2 separate regions of the Homo sapiens genome follow, and region 2 is linked to region 1. Evidence: chromatin contacts called from ENCODE Hi-C or POLR2A ChIA-PET data. All regions are on one chromosome and are shown on one strand. The core of a region is the stretch at or near the end of the contact, and the rest is flanking DNA. Distances in the headings are between cores, read along the strand shown. Region 1 has its middle 14 kb from the start of LBX1-AS1. Region 2 has its middle 29 kb from the start of LINC02681.

The links. A loop is a pair of places that touch in the nucleus more often than their neighbours do. ChIA-PET counts read pairs that join two places held with the same protein, here RNA polymerase II (POLR2A). Pooled maps may share reads with other maps.
Region 2: a map of gastrocnemius medialis shows a loop between it and region 1 (2.9-fold over the local background). The contact joins two enhancer-like sites. A Hi-C loop is called at or near these places in 4 of 168 maps with a recorded cell type or tissue (PC-3, endothelial cell of hepatic sinusoid, gastrocnemius medialis and 1 more) and 4 of 50 pooled maps. POLR2A ChIA-PET finds 5 or more read pairs at or near these places in 2 of 52 experiments (A673 and HEK293T).

Annotation. Positions count from the first base shown.
Region 1 is chr10:101,240,285-101,247,233 of GRCh38, reverse strand. No RefSeq gene overlaps it. Among named protein-coding and RNA genes, the nearest start is that of LBX1-AS1, 14 kb to the right of the region's middle. Within about 2 kb of position 2,658, at least 2 of the 41 ENCODE cell types and tissues checked have a DNase peak (open chromatin) inside an H3K27ac peak, as active enhancers do; they include gastrocnemius medialis and psoas muscle, where a contact is called at or near this core.
Region 2 is chr10:101,288,577-101,295,525 of GRCh38, reverse strand. No RefSeq gene overlaps it. Among named protein-coding and RNA genes, the nearest start is that of LINC02681, 29 kb to the right of the region's middle. RefSeq lists enhancers at 3,527-4,066, 4,067-4,606. Within about 2 kb of position 3,390, at least 6 of the 41 ENCODE cell types and tissues checked have a DNase peak (open chromatin) inside an H3K27ac peak, as active enhancers do; they include gastrocnemius medialis and psoas muscle, where a contact is called at or near this core.

The DNA of each region.
Region 1 (6,949 bases), core at 1,409-3,908:
TCCTGGGCACTCTAGAGCAGGTGAAAAAACTGACTCATTCATGCTGCCTCAACTAATTCCTTGTCACCATGTGGAAAACACTTTCTCTGCATCTGTAAGTGACTCCCTGTTACAATTCCACAACCACTACAGGCTTCCTCCATGAGCTTTCAACTCCCTGCTCTCCTCTCTTAGAGGACTGTCCCTCTTACTTGACCAAAAATATGGAGCCCATTCTTCAAACAATGTGCCCCACTCTACTTGTCCCCAAACCTGCCAGTCCACCTCAGAATCTCCCTGGATCATCACTTATCCTTTCTTCTCTCCTGTCTCTGAGGAGGAAGAGTTCCTTCTTCTTACCAAAGACTCAACATCTCGGGTGCCTTTCCAGAACTTTCTCCATCAAGCATCTTCTCCTATACCTTGTCACTCTTGGTTCTCCCTCCCTCCTTTCTCCTGGACTTTTTGTTTTTATTTATTTATTTTTTAATTTCAATTTTAACTTTTTCAGGCAGGGTCTCTCTCTGTCGCCCAGGCTGGAGTGCAATGGTGCCATCTGGGCTCACTGCAGCCTCCACCTCCTAGGCTCAAGTGATTCTTGTGCCTCAGCCTCCCAAGTAGCTGGGACTACAGGCACATGCCACCATGCCTGGCTAATTTTTTGTATTTTTGGTAGAGACGGGGTTTCACCATGTTGCCCAGGCTGGTCTCCAACTCCTGAACTCAAGTGATCCTTCCGCCTTGGCCTCCCAAAGTGCTGGGACTACAGGCATGAGCCACCACACCCGGCCTCTCCTGGACTTTTTGAATGAGTAATCGCCGTAATCACCTCTAGTTCTTTGCCATTCAACTCTTCATTCAATATCCCCACCACACTGTAGTCTCTTACAGTCGTCTGCGACCTCCAAATAACCACCCACTGGCCTATTACTCTGTCTTCCTCACTGATTGATCTGCACAATTTGATACTAATTCCCTCCTAAAAAACTTCTATTTGGGAGATTGAGGTGGGCGGATCACTTGAAGTCAGGAGTTTGAGACCAGCCTGGCCAACATGGTGAAACCCCGTCTCTACTAATAATACAAAAATTAGCCAGATATGGTGGTGTGCACCTGTAATCCCAGCTACTCAGGAGGCTGAGGCAGAAGAATTGCTTGAACCTGGGAGGCGGAGGTTGCAGTGAGCCAAGATCGCACCACTGCACTCCAGCCTGGGCAACAGAGCAAAACTGTGTCTCAAAAACAAAAACAAAAACACAAAAAACCCAAAACTGCCATGATCTCCAAGCCACTCACTCCCCTTCATTTCCTCCCTACTTCCCAACCACTCCTTTTTAGTCTCCTCTGACTTCTTTCCTTCCTCCAACTTCCTAAATATAGGGATCTCCCAGGATTCTGTTTCCAGTCTTGAACTACCATTCCCTCTCTCCAGCAAGCTCATCACTTCCCTGGTTTCAACGAGCTATCTGCTTGGAAGAATCTCTAACTGACAGCTTCTGACTTCCACTCTGGAATGTCCAACTTCCTGTTGGGCATGTGTGAGTGAACGTCCCTGGAGCACCTCAGACTCATCGTAAACATAATCATGATCTCTATCCCCTAACCCTAACAAGCCCTGCCTCCAGACTTCCACCTGCTTTCAAACAATCAAGCCTGGCCAGCCATGGTGGCTCATGCCTGTCATCCCAGCACTTTGGGAGGCTGAGGGAGGAGGATTGCTTGAGCCCAGGAGTTTGAGATCAGCCTGGGCAACATAGTGAGACCCTGTCTGTATTTAAACAAACAAACGAACAAACACACAAACAAACGAACAAAGAACAATCAAGTTTAACACCTAGGAGTCATTGGACTTCACCCTTCTCCTTCCTTATTTCCCAAGCCCATTCACCCACCAGGTCTGGCCAACTTTCCACTAGCCTCAGCTCTTGCCCACGCCCCTTTGTGTTCTGTCCTCTCTGCCTGCTCTGGTTCTGCCCTTCCTTACCTGAACTGTGGCAATACCCTCATCCATGACCCTCCTGCCTCCAATCTTGTCCCACTCATGCTATGTCCCACTCATGCTATTCCTACCATAGCAACAGCCCATAGCCCCTAAAGCTAGGGTGACCATATACTTTAGTATTCAAACCAGGAGGAGTGAAAGGAGGATCTGTAAAATAATAATAATTTAAAATAAAAAAACAATGTCAGAGGAACAGCAGGCATAAACTGGAACTACCTTGGGCATATGGTTATCCGAACTAAAGCATGTGCCTGATCACATCCCTCTCCAGCTCAGAGACCTTCCATGACCCCCACTGAATTCAGTTCAGACTCCTTGTGCTGGCATTCTAGTCCCACCTTTCCAGCTCTGTTCTACCTCTCTCTCCTAGTTTATACAGAGGCCTTTGAACATGACTCATGCAATCCTACTCTTGTGCCTGTGTTCATGCTGTTTCCTCCTTCAGAAACTCCTTGGCTCCAACTCTGCCCCTCAAATCCTATTCTTATTTCGAGACTCAAACCACAAACTATCCTCCATGAAGCCTCCTCTCATCCTCTTTTTGCACCTCACATTTCTTCCTGTAACCATTCGCATTTCCTCCTTACTGTATTATTTCTGTGCTTTGCTCTTTCAAAGATGCTGATTGGTGACTGCACATGGCTCCACTCCCAGCCAGCTCTTTGGCTGGGCAGCTGTTTACAATGTGTCCTGGCGTTAAAAGATGAGCTGGGCCAATCCGATTTCCTCTCCTGGGAATTTGAACTATGAAATACTGAGAGACTAGAGCAGTTAGCAGAGGTGATGTAGAGAGAGACTCAGAGAGGCCGGCTGGTCAAATGCAAGTCACGGTTATGAGAAATTATGAGGAAACCCAGGAAGCTCTCGGTGCTGCACGGGGGTCAGAAGCAGTTATGAGCTGGAGCTTGGGAGGCTGACCTGAGTGAGAATCCTTACTCTGCCACTTCCTGGCTTGAACCTGGAGCAGCTTACCTAACCTCCTTGAGCCTCGGTGTTCTCATATGTAAAATGGGGGTAATGATATTAACTAACTGCACGGTGTTCTAAAGAGGATTAATGGAGATAAGCATGGAAATCAATAGATCTGGCTCAGAATTTGTTAACAATTATTCTTCCTCCACTTATTATGATAATAATTATTAATTTCATTAATAATAATGAAGAAAGAGATAAAGAAGAAAGAGACCCTGTGGGGTTCCCTTCCACCTGACCAGGAGAGAGAAGTTGGTCCCCAGAGCTTCTTTGGTCCCTGCGTGCTTTCTGGGCCCAGTTCCAATGACAAGCCGTGTTTTTCAATACAAAAGGCCTTCCTTTTTCTTGTGATTACTCAAGTGAACCTCTGTTTCTTGCAAACAGAAGGACCCCTGCCCAGACCCCTGTCTTCCTCTCATGTCTGGACTTGAGCTTCTCGAAGTCCAGCACAATAGTCTGTCTACCTCAGTATCCTGCCTGGGCGTTGAAGACAGCTGATGCCCAATGCTTGGTAAATAAAAGAATGAATGAATGAATAAGGTTCCAAAGCCTTTGTGGGGAGCCTACAGAAATGCTGTTTTTAGGAGACTCAGAAGTCCATTGGGTAGACGGTTAGGGGAGAGTTCGTTGACAGCCCTGTCCCTCAACGCAGGACAGAAGGCAGGCCAGGACTGGAGCACTCTGGACCACTTGCCTACACCCTGCTAGGACTTTCCTTCCCTGTGGCACCAGGATAAGGGGCAGAAGGTGACAGAAGGGCCAACTGGGGGAAGACACCTGCTGGGTCAGGTTGCCAGCCTGCTGAAACAGGGTTAGGCCTGCCCCCTCCCCTGCCCAGCCTCATCCCCTCCACTCCTTCTCCCAAATCCCAGACCCCAGTTCCACTCACATCTTTTCAGACACTTCCCTTCACCATGTTTTCTTACCATGTCTTTGCTCATGCCATCCCTTCCCTTTCCGATGCCCTTCGCCCTCACCTCCCATGAAAACTCCTACCTGTCTTTTAAAACCCAGCTCAGAACCAGCCCCCTACTGGAATCTTCCTTGGATCTCTCAGGCAGTTAAATGCTCTTCTTCTGTGCTTCCGCAGTCTTTTTGGAGATTTTATGGGCCCCAGTTCATTGCTCCAATTACCCGTGTACTTGTCTGTCTTCCCCCAAAAAGGTCTCAAGGACAGGAATTGTGTCTTATTCATCATTGTGTCCTCAGTGCTTAATAAAAGTCTTAGCTCACAGTAGGCTTTCACTAAGTGTTTGTTGACTGTACAAATATAATAATAGATTAATCCACAGTTTCTCTCAGCTCTGGGATCCCTGGCTCCTGCTGTTTTCTCTTCTTCTTAGGCTGTCTTGGGCATTTCTTGAAGCCTTTCACAGTCCTGTGACTATTTCTCAATGGCATCACTACCCACCCCCAGTCCTGAGCAATGTCTGCTGTCCATAACACAGGACACTACAGGGCTATAGATCCAAAGCTTCTTGAAGCTAGAGATCTGGGAGTTAGGTCCTGAGCAAGGACCACAGGAGAATGAGGACACAGTGGAGTGAGTTGGCACCTTGATGTACTCATTGGCCATGTGGGGTCTGATGAGTGGTTTCAGGCTCTCCCTCCCAGGTAGGCCTCTGACCAGGCTCCAGGCATGGCTGCCACTTGCCTGACCTCCTACCTCCCCAGGCCGATGGCTGAGCGGCTGGCGGAGGCTGCACTGGGCCAGCCTGAGCAGACAGCCTTGCGCAATTGCTGGCTCCAGGCCTCCCAGCCCAGCTTGTAGCTCCCCCCAGAGTGACGGGATTGATTGGCTGCAGCCGGAATGGGCACCAGTCTCCCTGGCTTGGACAGAAACGGGGCCATCTGTTACACCTCTAGTTAAAAGTACATAAAGTTGAGCATTTGTGCGCCGACAATACCACCCCTGACACCCTCCACGCGGCACAGCGCTCCGGCTCCTTGGCAGGCTTGCGCCCCGCGACAGGCCGGCGCAGTAACGCCTACACGCTGGCTCGTTTGGCACTGCTGCAGGCACCATGGCTCCACCCTCCAGAGGCCTGCCCCAGCTGGGTCTAGCCTAAAATCTCAGATCCCACCTGTATTAGAGAATAAAAGGGAGGATTGAGGGGTGTGAAGGTGTATATTGGTAGGCAACACCTGTTCCAGCTCAGGGTGCTTGCTGGGCTGCAGATAATGCCAGGCTTCAGGCTGTGATTTGGGAGGACCCAAGACAGCTGCTCATGCCAGTCCTGGAGGGCAAGTCTCAGGCAGACCCAAGTTGCTCCTGTGCTTGGGTCAGATCTCTGGTTTCCTGGACTAAGCCAATTAGAAGAGTCCACTTTGTTTCCCAATAAGATCATGCCCCTTGAGTTTGGAGTCCCCAAGGCATCCTGTTACAGCAGCTAATGGGACTGCCCTAGACAAGACTGGGTCCTGAACTTTGCCCCTGCTTTCTGAGTTCTAGGCTTTGGTTTCTAGGCTCTAGGATGTGGATTCTGATTTCTGAACCCCATTTTCTGTTCTCTGGGTCTGGGCCTGGAGATTCAAGGCATTCCACAAATGCCTTTTCCTACTTGTCTTCTTCTGGTACTCTAGCCAGGCTAGCCTGCCTGCTCCCCAAAATGATTGTGGCCATTCCTGCCTCTGTCCCGTTGCTCTTGCTCCCCATCCAACCTAGGATGGTCTATTTCTTTTCTTCTTCTTCTTTTTTTTTTTTTTTTTTTGAGATGGAGTCTCACTCTGTTGCCTAGGCTGGAGTGCAGTGGTGCGATCTCGGCTCACTGCAACCTCTGCCTCCCTGGTTCAAGTGATTCTCTTGCCTCGGCCTCCCAAGTAGCTGGGATTACAGGCATGTGCCACCACACCCAGCTAATTTTTGTATCTTTAGTAGAGACGGGGTTTCACCATGTTGGCCAGACCAGTCTCAAACTCCTGGCCTTAAGTAAACCTTGGCCTCCCAAAGTGCTGGGATTACAGATGTGAGCCACCACACCCGGCAAGAATTGTCTATTTCTTCCCTCCAACCACTCAATTCTTCTCATGCTTCAAGGACTAGCTCTAGTCTCAGCTTTGCCAGCCAGGCTTCTCTGGCTATAGGCCCTTCTCTGCTCTGATCTGCAGAGGCTTCCCTCACCATCTGAATGGTTTCTTAAGAGATTTGTCCAGTATGAGTCTTGAGATCCTTCTGCACAGGCAGAACCTGGGCTGGCCCTTGTCTTATCCACAAACTAGCAAAGGGCTAGGCATGTGATGTCAGGGGAGGCTCTAGACATGCCCACTTGAACTCAGCTCAGCTGTAGAATAAGGGGGATAATGACTGCAGAGGTGGTTCTTGTTCCCCCAGTGGCCACCCTAGTGGCTCTGTCGGTCACAGCCCGGAAAGCAGATGGCCAGGTAGGCAGACAGCTTTTAGACACTGGTTTACTCATGTGTTTGTTTGATACACATTTATTGAACAGCTTCTATGTGCCCCAGGCCCGTGGTCAGCATGGAACAGGAGAGGGAATCATTTAAAAAAATGTGATTAGACACAGTCCCTGCCCTCAAAGTCTTATCCATTAGTATAAGACTATAAGTCCACAAATAATGACAATGCATCAAACCAACAAAAATCAACAGAAGTGCTCTTTGTCTTATGCAACAATGGACTCTTGGAGCTGGAAAGGACCCCAAAGTCAGAGACTCTGATATCCCATATTCAGCTAAAACATATTTATATACATTAAATGAAACAATGTGATGACAGCTTTTACTTGACACAAAGTGATGGTCAAATGAGGACAATATTGGTGATGACAATAAGACCGTGATTATTTTCCTTCTTAGCAAGCGCTAAGCCCTGCTTGCATACTCCATGTGTTGGGGGAAGCTCATTCCATTGTTTCCACTTTGATCCTTCAGAAAGCCATTCTCAAGGATGAGCTGAAATCAGCCTCCCTGTCCCCTCTCAGCAGTTCACTGGACTTGATTCTAACTCCCAGACCACACAGTAGAGCTGGGACTAGGGTG
Region 2 (6,949 bases), core at 2,141-4,640, 48 kb before region 1:
GGCAGCTGGAGGGATGGCCATCATCTATCCAGCACCTGTCCTGCCCCCAAAGCGGATGATGTAACAGTATAACAATGTGGCAGAGGACAAGGGGGGTTTTGTAATGTTTCTCTGGGGGAGGAACAGTCCAGCTTTCAGCGATATGGCTGGGATAAGGCAGCTGTTGTCTGTGCTGTGAGCTCAGAAGAAGCCCCTATCCCTTCAGTGAGCAGTCTGAGCCTGGGTCCGCTCATCTTCATTCCAGTCCTTTAATCATGGGATGGCTCATGACTCTCCTTCCAAGGAACAGAAATGATTTGCGCTGCACCTGTCAGCCACATAGACTCTAATCAGAGATCAAACAGGGCACAGAAAAGACCCTGCCCAGGAATGAAATGTAGACCTTCCTATGGGGTAGGGGACATTCAGGCCCTGGAAGAATCTTTTTTTTTTTTTTTTCCTTTTGAGATGGAGTTTCGCTCCGTCTTGTGCCCAAGCTGGACTGCAATGGCACGATCTCAGCTCACTGCAACCTCTGCCTCCCAGGTTCAAGCGATTCTCCTGCCTCAACCTCCTGAGTAGCTGGGATTACAGGTGTGCACCACCATGCCTGGCTAATTTGTTGTATTTTTAGTAGAAATGGGGTTTCACCATGTAAGCCAGGCTCGTCTCGAACCCCTGATGTCAGGTGATCCACTCTCCTCGGCCTCCCAAAGTGCTGGGATTACAGGCGTAAGCCACCATGCCCGGCCAAAAGAATCTTTATCCTAGGTCCCCAGGCATTGCCTCCTCCCGCTCCACACCCACATCCCATCTCCCTGGTCTTCTGATGCCCCTCATTTGCCCAAGTGCCTTCAATTTAGGCCTCCCGCAAAGGTCCTCTTCCCACCTTCTACCTGGTCTCTCTGGAGGGCCTCACCTTGGTCTTCAATGATCCTTCATCTTGGCCCTCCAGAGAATCTCACCAGGATTCCTTGCAAACACTTTGGATGTGATCTTGCCTATAGATTCATTGTCCACCATTGTCCAAGTTCCCTAGATGCTTTGCTAACCAGGCTCAGAGAGCAGACTGGAGAGTTAGGTCCTTTATCGCCCCAATCCGACCACTTTCCCTCCTGCCTCTTCATTCAAGCTCCCCAGCTGGTCATGCCCTAGAAAAGCAATCTCAGCATCTGCTTTCTCACTCTCCCTTTCCTTATCCATAACCAGAAACCCTAGATGGGAGGCTGAGACAAGAAGATCGCTTGGGACCAGGAGTTCAAGTCCAGCCTGGGCAACATAGTGAGACCCTCATCTCTGAAAAAAAAAAAAAAAAAAAAAAAAAAGGAAACCCCCAGTGTCATTCTCCAAACTATTAGACTGTTCTTGAAGGCAGCAGCCATAACTTACTCACTCCTGTGCCTCAAACTCAATACTTCAAAAGTTAAAGGTTCAATAGATATTTATTGAAAGAATCAGTCCTCGGCCGGGCACTGTGACTCATACCTGTAATCCCAGCACTTTGGGAGGCTGAAGCGGGCGGATCACCTGAGGTTGGGCGTTCCAGACCAGCCTGATCAACATGGAGAAACCCCGTCTCTACTAAAAATACAAAATTAACCAAGTGTGGTGGCACATGCCTGTAATCCCAGCTACTCGGGAGGCTGAGGCAGGAGAATCACTTGAACCCGGGAGGCGGAGGTTGCAGTGAGCTGACACCATGCCATTGCACTCCAGCCTGAACAACAAGAGCGAAACTCTGTCTCAAAAAATAAAAAAGAAAAAAGAAAAGAAAAGAAAAAGAAAAAAAAGAAAGAAAAAGAATCAGTCCTCAAACTTCTCCAGTATATTTCCTTCTTTTCTCAGTATACTGTCCTGTCAAGTTCTCAACAACTACACTCTTTTATTCCCAAGGCAGCTTTTGAGGAGCTGTTCAGAAGCATTAACCTCTTTCAGTCCCAGATCATGAGGGGGAATGCGCTGATATCCAGGTCTGGGACCGGGAGCTGAGCACATGGCCCGCCTGCCTCGCCTGAGCCTGGAGGCCCCAGGCGGGATTGTCTGTCCTCACTCATCCTTGCCGCCAAGGCCTCCTCGCCTGTATTTATATACACTAAAGCCTCTGCTCGAATAAAACATCCATGTAAAATCCAATTTCCTCAGAATCTCTTTTGGAGCCTGGGCCTGAGATGGAGTAGGTAACCCCGGCGGTAACTGCCTGAACCACTCCTGCCGGCTGCAAAGGTGAGGCCCATTTTTCAATTATCTATCTGCTGTGACAGCAGCGGTCCAGCCACCGAGCCAAGGCAGGGGGAGGGGAGAGGCAGAGCTGGGGAGGAGGGACAAAGAGGGCAAGGGCACGGTGGGGGAGAGGGGGAGGGAGAAACCTAGGGAGAGGAGGCACAGGGAGAGACCCTTGCGCCTGGCACCCAGTAGGTGCTCAAGAATTATTTGGAAAATGAGTGATCAAAGAGTGTATAGGGAGGGTGGGGGTGAGATCTCCTCCTCGGAGAGGGGGAGAGCTGGAGAGACACAGGGTGGGTGGAGACAGAGAGAGGGCGGGAGAGGTAGGGGGAGGGGAGGCGAGCGTGGATGGAGCCAACAAGAGGCTCCTGTGTCAATCCGTGGAAACGGGAGGCAGAGTGATGCGGTCACAGCTCCTGCCATCAATATCCTCTAATATAAATGTCAGTGATGCTATTTTCCGCGCAGTCATTTCGCACACTGCTGATTACATTAACGTATAATGGAGGGGCGCCGGCTCCACTGCTTTCTCCCCTAACCCTCCCCCCGGTGATGTGTCAATAGCCGCCTCCATGAACAAGTCAATTTTCTGCAGGCTTGGCAGCGGAATAAATCTGCCCGGCTATGGGGAGAGCTGGAGATATTTATATACCCGGCGCCTGCCTTCCGTGTGCGCGCGTGCGTGTGCGCGGCGGGCGCGGGCGCGGCCGCGGGCCGGAGCGGGGGTAGGGGGTGGTTCTGGGGCGCGCCGCCGAGCTGAATGATTTCCAGCCCCTACTCAATAAGAGGAGAATTTAGAGCGGTCCCTGAGCTGGGCTCCCAGAAACAGCCTTACACGTTTATTTTCCTTAGCTGAACAGGAAAGAGGAGAATTATATGTGGATTTATAGGACAGGCGCAGCTCAACCCAAATGCTCCCGCTCCAGGGGGCGGGGACGAGGGGGAGGGAGGTGGCAGGCCGGGCGCCGGCCGCTGGGACCCTCGCTCGTGCCTGCGTTGGTGGGGGCACACCCCCCTCGCCGGTCGCTTTAATTACATTTGTTCTCGTCCTTCGTGAGGGCGAGACTTCGGCGCGGCCCGCGTGGGGGGCGGGAGGAGGCGCAGGCCAGGACTGCCTGGAGGGGGGCGCGGGGAATGGGAACGTGGGGAGCCCGGGAGGGGGTGCTGTCAGCTTTTGCTCAGAAGCGGATCAATAGTACGAGATCTAATGGGCTAACTGCCAAGCGGGTGCACCGAGGCGCTGCCCCGCGGGGGCGGGAGGCGGTGGGCGAAGGACGAGAGAAAGGAATGGGGGTGGGAGAGGGAGTGAGGACGGGGAGGGGGGAAGGGCAGGAAGAGTGGAAGAGGTGGGGGGAGGAGGAAGAGAGAAAATAAAGAAGGGGAGAGAAGGCGAGCGGGAGCGGGAGGGCAGGGACAGGACAGGACAGTCTTCGTAGGGGCGTTTCTTCACAAGGGGGATCCTTTCCTGGAGCTGCCAGACGCCGCAGTCGCCAGCCGCCGGGCCTCAACTCTGTCATTGAGCCGCCAGGGGGCGGCGCGACCCTGTGCTCTCCCCGCGGATCTCAGGGTCTCCTCGCTGGGGCGCGAGTGACCGGTCGCCGCCGATGATTGGTCCCTGCCCGGCGCCCTCTGCCCTCTCCCGGAGGCCTCCCGCGTGGCAGGGTGGGCGTACGGCGACTCCCCCCAACTCCTGCCCCAAAGGAAGGAACCTTCTGGCTTTCCTGGTGTTGGCCCTGGCGCCCTGGGACCCTAGAGCCCCGGGGAAGCGCCCAAAGGCTAGGTCACCGGCCCAGGGCTGGCCACTGTCCCCGGAAGACCCCCAAGGCCGCGGCCGACGCGGCATGGAGGCGCTGGGAGATCTGGGCCTTCGCAGCCCGGCTAGGGAGCGTGGACGAGTCTCCGGGACATCCTGCGCGAAGGGTCCTTCTGTGCGTGCTGCGCGGGCGCTAACGAGGCCAGCCAGAGTCACCAGGGATGAAGGCTATAGGGCCCGGTTTTAACTCATTCGGTTCCTGGCCATTGACTGTCCTTTTTTCAGTTCTGGGGCCTCATCCCTTCCCAAACTGAGAAAATAAAATACAGCCCAACACCCTCAATGGCAAGTTTAGCCACCCTGGAGAGGGGAGCCTGGTGGTGACGGCTCAGTGTTCTCGACCTGGCAGGATAGCAGAATTACTTGAGGGAGATTTTTAACATAAGCGTGTTTACCCGCACGCATGCATTGTAAGAAGCTTGTATGTAGAGGCAGGGCTTCCTGGAAGCATGCCCGGTGTCAGAGCTCCCCCAGATAACGCTGATACAGAGTCCCACATGAGCATTACCTGAAGAAACTGCCTGGAGGTGCGGCACTGGGAATGGGAACATGGGGAGACCAGGAGTGGGGCACTGTCAGCTTTGGCTCCAAGCAGATCAATAATAGTACAAGATATAATGGGCTACCTGCCAAGTGGGTACACTGAAAAATGTCACATATTTTTTCATGTTGGATGTGGTAGCTCGGCCTGGGCTATTTGCCCTCATGGATGTGTCTGTGTGTCGCTGCATGTGTATGTTGCTGGGTACCTGCACCACTGGGTAAGCATTGCTTTATGCATCTTTTTATGTATCCTCTGTGTGCGGATGTCACTGGGTATGCATCATCCCGTGTATCACTGGTGTTATCATCAGCGTTTACTGAGAGCACCTATTGTGTGTGTGTTGTCGTACATGCCTGTCCTGATGAGAGTGAGTGCGGATCCTGGGGTGTGTTTGTGTTGTATCGAGCACATCTCTGTGGGCTCCATTGTGGGGCACAGCCATTGTCTCCATGTCATTGAGAGTGTGTGCTGGCAAGAGCTCGTGACACAAATGGAACGAAGCTGATCTGCCCTAGAAGCAAAGGAGGCAATGACCTTCTTTTTCCAATTATATCCTGGTCAGAGGTGAGCGACCTCTCTCCACCGAGGCCACTTCTTGTCATGCAAACTGAGCAGAAGGATGGAGATTAGAGGAATGTGACCGAGTCACGTGTGAAAACAATCAGCTATCAATGGGCCCCGATCAATGCCCCAGATTATAGATGAGCCCAGGGCAAGCAGTCACTTTGGAGTTTTTCCTGAGGAGGCAAAAATACACAGCACACAGCCATACACGTCACACGTCCCGAGAGACCCACAGCCTGGGGACAGGTAGGAAGTGGGTTGGGGAGAGCTGGGCAAGTGAATGGCCACCCACTTTGAAGTGGTCGGCAACTATTATTATTAGTAGGTGGTTATGTTGTTTTTGTTAAAGATGCAACCTTTATTCCGCTGGTAGCGGGAAGTGTAAAAGCTTGTGTTTGGTGTTTTCTATTTTAAGTCCAGAGAGTTAGGTCTCTTAAGTGGGTCACAGGAGACAGTGTGGGGATTTGGAGGAAACTTATATCAGGAACGGGAGCAATAGAGGGCTTGTATTGAGAGAGTGGCAAAGGAAAGTCTTTGGTCAGCTGTGGGCAGGGGGCAGGTGTGAAGCAGAGTGGCTCCTGGGGCCAGGGCACATGTCCTTAGGACAACTTGAAACCAGGCTGTGGGGTGAGAGGGCTGAGCTTCTGAAAGGCAGGGCCAGCCCTAACCACAAATATGCTCCACGATAGCAGGAGAGTGCCGGGCTTGGGGAGTAGTGGCCTCTGAAGGGCATGACCATGAGGGCCCTCATGAAGTGTGACTAGTCTTTGGAGACAGGTGGTGCAGGCCCTTGAGGGGCTATAAGGATGAGCTGAGGGGGCCAGGACTGGGTCAGAACCTATAGGGTCAAGGGAGACCAATGAGAAGATGGAAGAGTTCTGGAAAGGCTAGAGGACCTCATCAGACCTGGCTCTGGATTCAGCTAAGCCTGCTTGTGGCCAGCAGTCAGTGTGGCTGAGTCTAGCACCCATGCTAGCCATGGCTGAGGCAAGGGGAAGGATCATGTCCTCTGTGCCCACTGGGGTGTGTCAGGCAGTCCTTGGAGGCCTTTAGTTGTCTTGGAATCCCTTTGGTGCACATTTATGGTTGTCCCACTTTGCCTCACCCTGTGGGAATGCCATGATGGGCAAGAAAGCCCTTAGAGAGCCTACAGTCTAATGTGGAATAAAGAACTTAAATAAAGACTTAAATTTTTTTTTTTTTTTTTTTTGCTTTGGAAAAAGTAGTGTTGCATAAGCATATACCGCCTGGATCAAAATCCCAGCTGTGCCATTCACCAGCTAAAGTTTGTGAATTCTCAGGCCCTCCTTTCCTCCGTCTGTAGGATAGGGGTACCTATCTCTTAGGATTGTTGTGCAAATCTTAGGAAAAGTCCTTAGAACAGGGCCTGGCCATGGTAACATAAGTGTTGGCTCTCCTAGTCTTTCCTTCAGTTTTGTAGTACAGAGCCTTTGGAAAAGTCTCCCTCTTGGTGTTAGCAGAATTAAGGTAAACAAGGACTTATTCACACCTTGGACAAGATAAGGGGGTGGTTAGAAGACCCTGAGAGGTTGGAGTGTGGTGTGGAGTAGAGGCAGGGAAGGGGCCAGCTTGGGGGTGTGGGAATCCTGGTGTGGGACCGATGGAGCAGTGAGATAGGTTCTTTCTAGGTAGAGCTGAGGGGGCGTACGACAGAAAGGCCCTCTGCAGAGCCCAGCACACTTAGGACAGTTCAGTGCTGCTAGCTCTGCCCCCTCTCCCTGGAGGGACAGCCTCTGCTGGAGCTGCTAGCCCATAGATGTCCAGGGGGGCTGCACGGGAAGATGTCCACCACTACAGGATAATCT